3 separate regions of the Homo sapiens genome follow, and regions 1 and 3 are each linked to region 2. Evidence: chromatin contacts called from ENCODE Hi-C or POLR2A ChIA-PET data. All regions are on one chromosome and are shown on one strand. The core of a region is the stretch at or near the end of the contact, and the rest is flanking DNA. Distances in the headings are between cores, read along the strand shown.

Region 1 (3,476 bases), core at 498-2,997, 1.1 Mb after region 2:
AATCAGGATGATCTGGACCTGAAAGGCTGAACACAGCAGGGCCCTCCTTCATGAACATTTTGCACCTAAGGAAATAATAAGGTTAAAACTAGATTCATCTGGCCTTTGCCCAGGGGCCACCAGGACAGAAACTGTGTAAGATTAGTTCCTCCTTAAAGCAAGATTGCCAGGTAATTCTGTTGCAAAGTCATAGAGACCTTAAGTTATCTGCCCTGCAAATCCCACTGCCTCTATTCAGGCTGCCGAGGCACTGCTTTAATTTTTTGAAAGATTCACCGCGTCTTCTTGGATTTCAAGAAAAATCCCGTTAAGAATTGAGGGGCTCTCTTCTTCCCCTCCTGACGTGAGTGTAACTCACTTCCTGGTATGTCTCCTTTCCTTTTGGCCTACATCCTTTGTCTGTTAGGTGCTTCCACATCCTTATGTCTTAAATGGCCAAAATACGTCACCCCCACTGCCAAAACACACAGGTCACTCGAGGTCACAATCTGGAACATAGGCTGGCCATTGTTCAGCACACATTCTTGATCTAAATCAATCTCAAACCTTGCTGGAATGCCCTGTAAACTGGGGCAAAGTATGGTCACCAGACTAACCATTGTCCTTTTTTACCCCTCCTGTGACGGGGCTACTACAGGTTACAAAATCGCGCTCTTCCTCCTAGCTACTGTGTTACTCTGAGATATCTGACATCGCAGAGCTAATGTTGCCTAAATTATTTTCCCATCCTCTTTTTTTTTTTTTTTTCGGACATCATGCCTCCTATTTTCACTCTCTGGGAACTCTGCCAGTTTTTCAAGGACTGGGTAAAGAACAAAATAAATATTTGTAGGTGGTTTAAAAGGAGAAGTATGTTGGTTGTAACTCTGCCTGTCCAAAGAAATGCATTTTCACTGTCTTTCAGATTTTTGGAGTCGTTAACTGGGAGAGCTTCAGAAGATTGACTTTACTAGTTTACCTTTCAGATTTGTGATTAAGGGCTGGGTGTGTGTGTGTGTGTGTGTGTGTGTGTAAGTGTGTTGGGGGAGGGAGGAGTCTGAGAAAGTGAGCAAGTACGTAGAAACTTTTTTTTAAAAAGTCCAGATTAAGTGATTGAAATCGACTGTGTGCAAATGACGCTATACCTCTTCATAGATGTTAATCGGGCCCTAAAAAGTTAGTGCCGGAAAGTGCTTACTTACAACACTCAGCATATACTCTTTCTTTCAAATTGTTTGGGATTTTTTTTTAAGGGAGTTCACTGAAATTTGGGAGGTTCAACAGGTTGCTGTTTTTTAATATGTGGATCACCCGATTTGGGAGGCTCACTCTGCCTCTGAGATTAAAGAGATGAGGGCACTGGCTCCCAGCGAAGGCTCTCGGCCTTAATCATGTGTGAAATGTTTTCCTTCCTCGGCTGCAGAGCCTCGGTGGTTTGCAGCAGTGGAACCAGGCAGGCCCAGTTGTGGGTAGGAGAGGCCGTCACCTGTTGAGGCCTCCCCCCCACACCCCCGCATCGCCCTGCCCTGGCAGAGCCCAGCCCCCAGTCCCCGGAGAGCGCGCCTGAGGACGGACGGACGGACGGACGGACAGACCTAGGGACGGAGGGCCAGGGGCAGGGGAGATCCAAGAGGCCCCGCGCTGGAATGCAGTTTTCTCGGGCGAGGGAGACTTTGCACCGGAGTGGAAAATAGTTTGGGGTGGGGTTTCGCACCGTCCCCTCCTCCCCAGCCCCGGGCCCCCTCCCAGGCGCTTTCTGGGAGCTTTTAGAACTGCGCTCTGAAGTTTCCAGAGAGCGAGGAGCTTTTGCGGCAGGCAGAGACAATGGAAGAAAATGAAAGCCAGAAATGTGAGCCGTGCCTTCCTTACTCAGCAGACAGAAGACAGATGCAGGGTAAGTAACAGACCCATTCAAAGATGGAGTTACAGGGACGCGTGCCCCTTGCCGCTTGCTGCTTTTTATAAACTGCAGCTCTGGGACCCGGCAAAGGAAAAAAAAAAAAAAGGCAATTTCTTGGGATGGTACATTTTCCAAACTGAGTAGAGCATAGAGAACTGTGATTTCTTAGGCTTGACTTTATCTCTGGCACGATTTTCTTAAGCAGCAAAAGAGGTGGTGGGGTGATGTCACATTTGTAGTGCAGTGAGCCATCAGCATGAGCTGTATCTCTAAGCAATGACAAATAAATCACTAAGCAGCTTTTAATCATTTCCCCCCGGGGCTCCAGCCACGGGAGAAAGGAGCTGTTTTTGTGAAACTGTCTCTAGGACCGCAGCTTCCATTCATTGGTTGGGGGATTCCATGTGGCAGATGCATGCTGGCTGCAAAGTTTGTGCAGAATTTTAGAGTTAAATCACAGAAACCAGGCATGTTTTATTTTACAGATCCGAGCAGCAGGGGAGGGCTTGAGCATCTGGGTGATAGATAGAACTCTGGATCTTCTTTTATGTTTTAATTCAAAACTTGGGAGTTGTTGGACAATTTTGGTAAATTTTCTCCAGGCAGTTTCCCTTTAATTGTGTTTATAATAGACTTGTCTTTTCCGTAGGGAATTTCCAGAAGCTTATGTTGTTCCAAAGAAATTTCGCACCGGGTTGGGTGGCCAGAGGAGGTCCCTGCTCTCTGGCATCTGATGCCTGTGATGCCAAGAGCTGATTCTGTGGGATCCTATAGGCAGCATGTTCATAAACCACACAGCCCTGGACCACCCGCCCCACCCTCCCTCAGGTTCATGCAGGGGCCAGTACACAACAAAAAGACGTGCGGGAGTGCAGTGCTGTGCGTGGGAGTAGGGATTATGCACAGGGGAAAAGGTGTGTGTTTTATGAAAATGTGAAAGGGAAGTAACACATGACTCATCCACGCTGAAAATGCAAAGCTAAGCCAGTCAGGAGAACTTACAATGACAAGAGATAGAAATCCCCCAGTGAAATGCAGAAAACTTGAAGTTTTGTAATGGCTGGAGAATCCCTGAGTCTGAACAGTCATCTGTCGAAGTGTCTGCCTTCGTGCTGCCAAAGCACAGCACTCTCCTTCAGGCTACCGGGGTCAGTGGCATCCAGTGGAAGATAAGGCTACCTCGTCCCCCTGACCCCCGCAACCCCCCACCCCCATTTTCTAGGACAGGATCCTACTTCAGGAATTCAACCTCTGGGCCTGTCCTGAAAGAGATGACTCAGATTCTAGAGGGGCCATTAGAAAGGGATCCATTTAAGAAATGACTTTCCAACAATCAGGGCAATTCAGAGGCTTCAGAGGCTAGGATGGTCAGCCTGAGACAGTGTGCTCCTTTGCTCACTAATTCATTCATTCAGTGAATATTGAGCATCTGTTATGTAGACGTCACTGTTTTAGCTGCCAGACATCCAGTGGTGAACAAAGCAGACTAAAAATACTTGCCTTCATTTAACTTCCAGTGTAAGGACCAAGTTTCAGGGGGTGGGGAGCTGGTAGAGACAGACAATGAACAAATAAATAAAATATATAGCATGTTAGA
Region 2 (3,411 bases), core at 475-2,974:
AGGAAAGAAAGGAAGGGAGAAGGAAAGAAAGGAAAGGAGAAGGAAAGAGAGGGAGGGAAGAAAGGGAGAAGGAGCGGGAGGCAGGAAGGAAGGAATTAAGGAAGACAGGAAGGAAGGAAATAAGGAAGACAGGAAGGAAGGAAATAAGGAAGACAGGAAGGAAGAGAGGAAGGGAGGGAGGATGGAAGGAAGAGAAAAAACAAAAAGAGAGGAAAGGAGGAAAAGAGGGAGGAAGAAAAATAGAAAGGAAGCAGGGAGGGATGAGGGGAGAGAAAGAAAGGGAAAGAAACCAACTAGCTATTAAAATATCTTTCATTTAGGAATCACAGGCCTGTGAACAATTCAATACAGCAAAACAGCAGTGCTGTGCAGGTCTGCGCACTTCTTTTGTGTGGATCAAAGGATTTTGCCTTTAATGCACAACCTGTCTTCTCTACCAGACTAGAAAGGAAACTCCTTACCACTAGGGACTTTTTACTGATCTTAACTTCCTGCAGTGTCCAGCACAAGGCCTTGTGCATGATAGGTACTTTCAAAACATTTTTAAAAATGGAAGAACTACATTAAACGTGAGCGACCAACTCTCAGGTGGTTGGGTTTGCGAGGTCACCCACGAGATGACCTTGAGCTGATGCGAATGGTCCATCTTGCTGCAATCAGCAGAACTCAGCCTCTGAACGCCCTCACTGCACCGCCACACTAAGCACACTAGAGTCAAGGACTATGGGCAGCCAAGTGCGTCCAAAAACAAATGCCCCTGCCTGACGGCCCATGACTCTGTCATCATAATGAGCGGTGAGCTCCAGGCACCGGATGGTCCCGTGTAATTAATTATGCAGCGTCGTAAAAAGGCAGGCAGGAAATGTCCTCTGGTCAACCGGGGAGGGCAGAGTCCTGGGGGCTGAAGAGGGTCCCGCAGGTGGAAATAAGCACCCAGGAGCTTTGGGGGATCTTGCTACACTTGCTTCTGTTGTCCAGGGGGTGGGCTCCCTAGACACCTGAGAGGCACAGCATTCTTGTGTCAGGACAGGGCTGAGCTGCAAAGCCCCTGTCGCCTCCCACAGCAAGGGCAGGTAAACCTCAGTGATCCATACCCCACCGACCAGCTGTAGTTTAGAAATTTCACACACACGCGCGCGCACACACACACAGAGTTGGAATGCAAAGTATGCATTAACTTAATGTGGTTTTAAAATTATTAAATATCCCTTATCAACCAACTAGAAATGTGCAACTAATATTAGCGGTGGGAGGAGGGTTCTCGAATTCTAAACGGTAGATTCTGTTTGAGGTGTCTAAACTAAGACAAAAAATTTCACATGTGTGACTCATCCAAACCATTAGAGGGCGACCTTCACCTTTACAAGTCTTTTGAGCAATTGTGGGGGGTGGTGGGGGAAGGCAAGATCCTGACATGTATTGAATGGACTTTGTGTTGTAGACTAAGGCACTATGGAAGAAAAATGGTAGCTACCAAAATTAATATACAAATATTGCTAAAATGCCATATCTATTTTGCATAGAGTGGAACTGAATCAATTGTATCTCTTGAATTTTGCTTTAGCTCTGCCTAAATTGACCTAAAGTCCTCAGTCAATTCCTTCATCCTTGGAATTTAGCCAAGGATTTGTGTTAACAGACTGTTTCGTTGCATTTTTCTATTTTCCAAATAAGTGAGTTGATGCGCGACAGGATTGTTTATGAGGGGGGGATGAGTTCTGCAAGAGCCCACCAGAGGGAGCCAAATGACTGCTTTAGAACCCTTCATTCACTGCTGCTTTGCTTTTCCTCTTTGGGAAGCTGCTTAATCAAACCCATTGAACACCCTTCCCTCCCCTCCCACCACCCGAGACACTTAAAAAATTAGAAGTAATCCTAGCACCAGAAATGCACATTCCGTATTTTCTTAGCCCACAGACTATGAACAAACAAATAATACTGCTGTGGCGAGGTATTTTAACAGTGTGAAAATTGCCCACTTAATAGGGAATAGAATAATTAAAGAGATCTTGGCTTAGGAAAAAAAGTGAAACGGCGGACACACAGTGAGAAAAAAATCCGGTCAAGTACAGTGACCTGCCAGGGGATGGGAGAGAATTCGAGAACCAATTAGGATTCTAAACAACTTACCCAACTGAACAGATCACTTTTCTCCTATTTTCAACGAACATTTCAAGCATCTGCTTTCAAAGGAGCCTTGACAGTGACTGTTTCTTCTTTCATTTTTTATTTTTATTTATTTATTTATTTATTTTTTTGAGACGGAGTCTGGCTCTGTCGCCCAGGCTGGAGTGCAGTGGCGCGATCTCGGCTCACTGCAAGCTCCGCCTCCCGGGTTCACGCCATTCTCCTGCCTCAGCCTCCCGAGTAGCTGGGACTGCGAGTAGCTGGGACCACGAGTAGCTGGGACCACAGGCGCCTGCCAACACGCCCGGCTAATTTTTTTGTATTTTTAGTAGAGACGGGGTTTCACCATGTTAGCCAGGCTGGTCTCGATCTCCTGACCTTGTGATTCGCCCACCTCGGCCTCCCAAAGTGCTGGGATTACAGGCGTGAGACACTGCGCCCGACTGTTTCTTCTTATGCTGTGATGGGGGTTAGCTCTGCTAGGAAGTTTCTAGACGAACACATCCTCCCTGGTTCTGTGCTGCTTCAGACCTATGAGACCCTCTGTTCAGATCAACAGCATTTGCCCACTGGCATTTGCCATTATTGGCATTCTGAAGGCCAGGATCTGCTGGGAAAATGGTGTATCTGAATTTCAGCCACGTTCTTAAAATATCCATCCTTGGCTGGGCGCCGTGGCTCAAGCCTGTATTCCCAGCACTTTTGCAGGCTGAGGCCAGGAGTTCGAGACCAGCCTGACCAACATGGTGAAACCCTGTCTCTACTGAAGATACAAAAATTAGCTGGGCGTGGTGGTGCGTGCCTGTAATCCCAGTTACTCGGGAGGTAACTGGGATTGAGGTGGGAGAATCGCTTGAACCTGGGAGGTGGAGGTTGCAGTGAGCCGAGATCGTGCCACTGCACTACAGCCTGGGTGACAGAGTGAGACCCTGTCTCAAAAAAAAAAAAAAAAAGAAAAAAAATCCAACCTCTTTCTTGACACTCTTACCTTTCTACCCACAACCTGAGGGGCTAATACATCTTTCCTCTTATGTGGCACACACTTTGTAATATATTATAGCTCCAATTCAATTCCATAGTTATTTTTAATCTGACTTTCCTATTAAACTGTCAGTTCCTTGAGAAAAGAATTTTGTCTTAATACTCTCCCTAGCCCCAGAACCAAGCAGGATGCAATGCACACACTAGGAGTAATTCAATGTTATGGATAAATGATATCTTTATGAACAAGGTGTAAAATAATAAATAAGAACTAAGAGACAGCAGGTATTTACATGGTGCCAG
Region 3 (3,066 bases), core at 440-2,939, 1.2 Mb before region 2:
CCAGTCCCACAATTCAAACTCTTCTCATTAGCCCATGTTTCTGACTTGCCCTTGTGCACATATAATCCTGCAAAATTACAATAAAATCTGAATACAACTTGATATTTGGCTTTTTTTCACTAACATTGTATGTATTTTCCATGTTGCTATGTAGTTTTCACATATATTACTACTGATTTCACAGCACACCAAGAATGTGTCATAATTTACTCAAATACACTCCTTATTATTAGAATTTATTTCTCATTCTTTACTATTTTACAGTAATACTGTAAAAAGAACTAATGAATTAACAAACATGAAAAGCAGGCTTTATTATCAAAATTTCTTAACATAATCTAAGTAGCTGTGCATATTCTATTGTGTCACAAAAACACAGAGGACTGGTACAGAGTATTGTTATCCATGTTAGAAAGGCATCAGCTGCCTATAAGTAAAAATGTCTTTTTAAAAGATCATTACACTACTGTTCTTTTCCATGTTGTTACCCTCAAAAGACCTCTTAGATTAACAACTCAATATTAAAGGCATATAATAATAATTAAAAAATCGATGTGCTCCTCAAATTATACAAAAACTGACTAAATCCTACGATTCCAAAATGAAAGGGCCCTTTATCTTCTCTTATAAATTTGAATTACATATTTCTTTCCTTAAAAATATATCATTTAAAGTATGTTCCAAATGTGTACTCTATAAACTGCTTAAAGCTTCAATTAAGGATCACGCTTAATTCTATGAAGCTAATATCCAATGAATTCTAAAATTTTAGTATTGTCCATTAAGTTGATTATTAAAACAGTCTTTAGTGAGGGTTAGCCTCATTGTCCTATGTTTTCTTTTGTGAATCTCTGAAGACTGATTATAAGAAAACAAATGTTATTTACCCCAGAAAGTCTTCTTCAGAGGTTTGTGAGTGAAATATATTTATAAAGGGTCAACATGAAATTATCTGCATATAATTTAACTTTAGGAGGATTAATTTTCTCTAGCCCATGTTTTTCTGACACGCACCTAAGATTCAATATCTCTTTTCCCACCTGGCAAATTTTTCTAAATAGTTTCACGACAGTTCAGGACTCTCCTCTGGGTATCTCCAATAACAGGGACATATATGTCATTCTGAGATAATGGACTTATTTATCACTATATTCAAAACCTCGTGGGATTTGATTATTTTAGAAATGCTACTTGACTGTTTTACCCCCAGACTTGAATAAAGTCTGGGAACAGTTGCTAGAAAGGAACAGGGATGGAATGGTAGACTGTCTCTTTCAATGCCTAATAGCCTCTTAAATTACTGTGAATAAACAACCTGACCATAGTTCTGGATGATAAGTGGCAAAAGGTTCTCAGATAATAAGAAAATGAACATTAAAAAATAATATTATAAAATAAATGTAGCTTTTAAAAATGTTCCAACATGAAAACTGCACTCTAAGTATTTGAGGGACTTCCTCCGAAACCCCATTCCAAACATATACCAATGTTAAAATTTAAAGAGAGAAAATTATAAACATATAGCCATGATCAAAAACTTGTTAAGCATCTCTGTAGACAAAAACAAAAGAAAACCTGTAGCCATAAACAGAGGTTAAGCTATAAGCCTCCTGGGCTCCATGACTACAAGTAGGCAGACGAAACCAGAAGTCTGACTCCCATAGAGTGATGAGGACTGAAAGTACTCTACCAAGGCCTGGGATCACAGCCAGGCTTGCTGCTTGAAATCAGGGGATGCAGTGGCAATCCACCGCCTGTGGGGAAAAAAAAATGCGAAAGTGAGAAGGACACTGCCTGAGGCTACAACTTACAAAACATTATGTATCTGAGATGTTAAGAGGCAATGGTTTTAGCCCCACAGTCCAGACCAGGCCAAGGGACCTGCAGGCTTGGTATCTGGATCTGCAATGGCCCCAATGTAACCTCAGGAGGGAGCCCTAAGCCACCTATATAAGACCTAGTTCTTGCCTAGGTGTCTCAGAGAAAAGAGTAAAAACATCTATAAAGCCACTAGGGAGAGGTGAAGAGAGAGGAGAGAGAAACTCACACTCAAGATGGGCCTGAAAATTAAAATTCCACTCGCAGAAACATAATATTTCAATTATCAAAGAGAAATTATTTACTTCACAGTTTAACCACCTATGTGCAATTCTTAACAATGCCAAAGTCTAAAACATTTTTATAACACAATGACAGGTTTGAAGCAGATACACAAACTGCACAACTATACACGGGGTGCTGCTTCAAGAGTCTATAGCAATTTCTGGCTACATTTTTAATTAAGTTTATTCTGTGGCCTCTATTATCAAAGATGGCATACAAGAAATCATCTTATTTTTCAATCTTCCATAAATTTCCTATTGCTGACTTTGATAAACCCTGGGAATTGTATATAGTAACCACAAATCATGCCTAATACAGTGCCAAGACAACTGTAACTATGGTGGCTTGCATCTTCTTTAGGGTGGCCTTGGTACATATCTAAAGACAATGAAAACAAGTAGCCCCCTCAGTTTGGATGTATTTTTTTTAAAAAAAGGCCTTACTGTGTGGAGAAAATCAACAAATAATTATTTCCCTTGTGCATTTTATTTTAAGGCACAAAGAAAAATTATTTAGAAGAAGTATATGTTCAGGGGTACTCCAGAAGACAGTGAGCATGTTGAAAGTAGATAAGAATTATGATTTGGGCTTTAAGAATAAAATTTCCACTGAGTAGTATTATACAAAAACTTAACAGGTTGTTTCATAATCCCTATGGTTAGACACCATCAAACAGGCTAGAAGACCATCTGCTGGGAGTGCTACAGAAGAGACTCCTATATAAGGAAAGAGAAACTCGTGAGGTCTCCACCAACTTCAGGACTCTATTGTCAGTTTTAAAATTTTTGTTTTGTTGTTGTTTTTCCCTCAGCATAGAATGTTTAAGATCTTGGACACCAGTACAATTTCCTGGATGTACCAAGTCCATTTGAAATAACAGGAGCTAAGTATGTGTAAGAACTGTCAACAGTAAAATCTACTTCTTTTTCTCAGCTATTTATGAAATTACAAAAGGTAAAGGCA

What was found. A loop is a pair of places that touch in the nucleus more often than their neighbours do. ChIA-PET counts read pairs that join two places held with the same protein, here RNA polymerase II (POLR2A). Pooled maps may share reads with other maps.
Region 1: a loop to region 2 is called in a map with no recorded cell type, with 5 times the contacts of the local background. The contact joins the promoter of KIAA1217 here to the enhancer-like site in region 2. A Hi-C loop is called at or near these places in 1 of 37 single-sample maps with no recorded cell type and 3 of 50 pooled maps. POLR2A ChIA-PET finds 5 or more read pairs at or near these places in 1 of 52 experiments (activated T-cell).
Region 3: a loop to region 2 is called in a map of HCT116, with 15 times the contacts of the local background. The contact joins two enhancer-like sites. A Hi-C loop is called at or near these places in 4 of 168 maps with a recorded cell type or tissue (GM12878, HCT116, IMR-90 and 1 more), 2 of 37 single-sample maps with no recorded cell type and 11 of 50 pooled maps.

The regions. Positions count from the first base shown.
Region 1 is chr10:24,207,391-24,210,866 of GRCh38, forward strand. KIAA1217 reads left to right here and starts at 1,748. Exons shown (of 21, transcript NM_019590.5): 1 at 1,748-1,873. The coding sequence starts at 1,804. RefSeq lists enhancers at 1,934-3,133, 2,507-2,566 and a silencer at 2,167-2,216.
Region 2 is chr10:23,156,832-23,160,242 of GRCh38, forward strand. No RefSeq gene overlaps it. Among named protein-coding and RNA genes, the nearest start is that of PTF1A, 34 kb to the right of the region's middle. RefSeq lists an enhancer at 454-643. Within about 2 kb of position 1,725, at least 2 of the 41 ENCODE cell types and tissues checked have a DNase peak (open chromatin) inside an H3K27ac peak, as active enhancers do.
Region 3 is chr10:21,987,847-21,990,912 of GRCh38, forward strand. All of the region lies in intron 1 of DNAJC1 (DnaJ heat shock protein family (Hsp40) member C1), which reads right to left. Among named protein-coding and RNA genes, the nearest start is that of DNAJC1, 14 kb to the right of the region's middle. RefSeq lists an enhancer at 1,699-1,848. Within about 2 kb of position 1,690, at least 5 of the 41 ENCODE cell types and tissues checked have a DNase peak (open chromatin) inside an H3K27ac peak, as active enhancers do.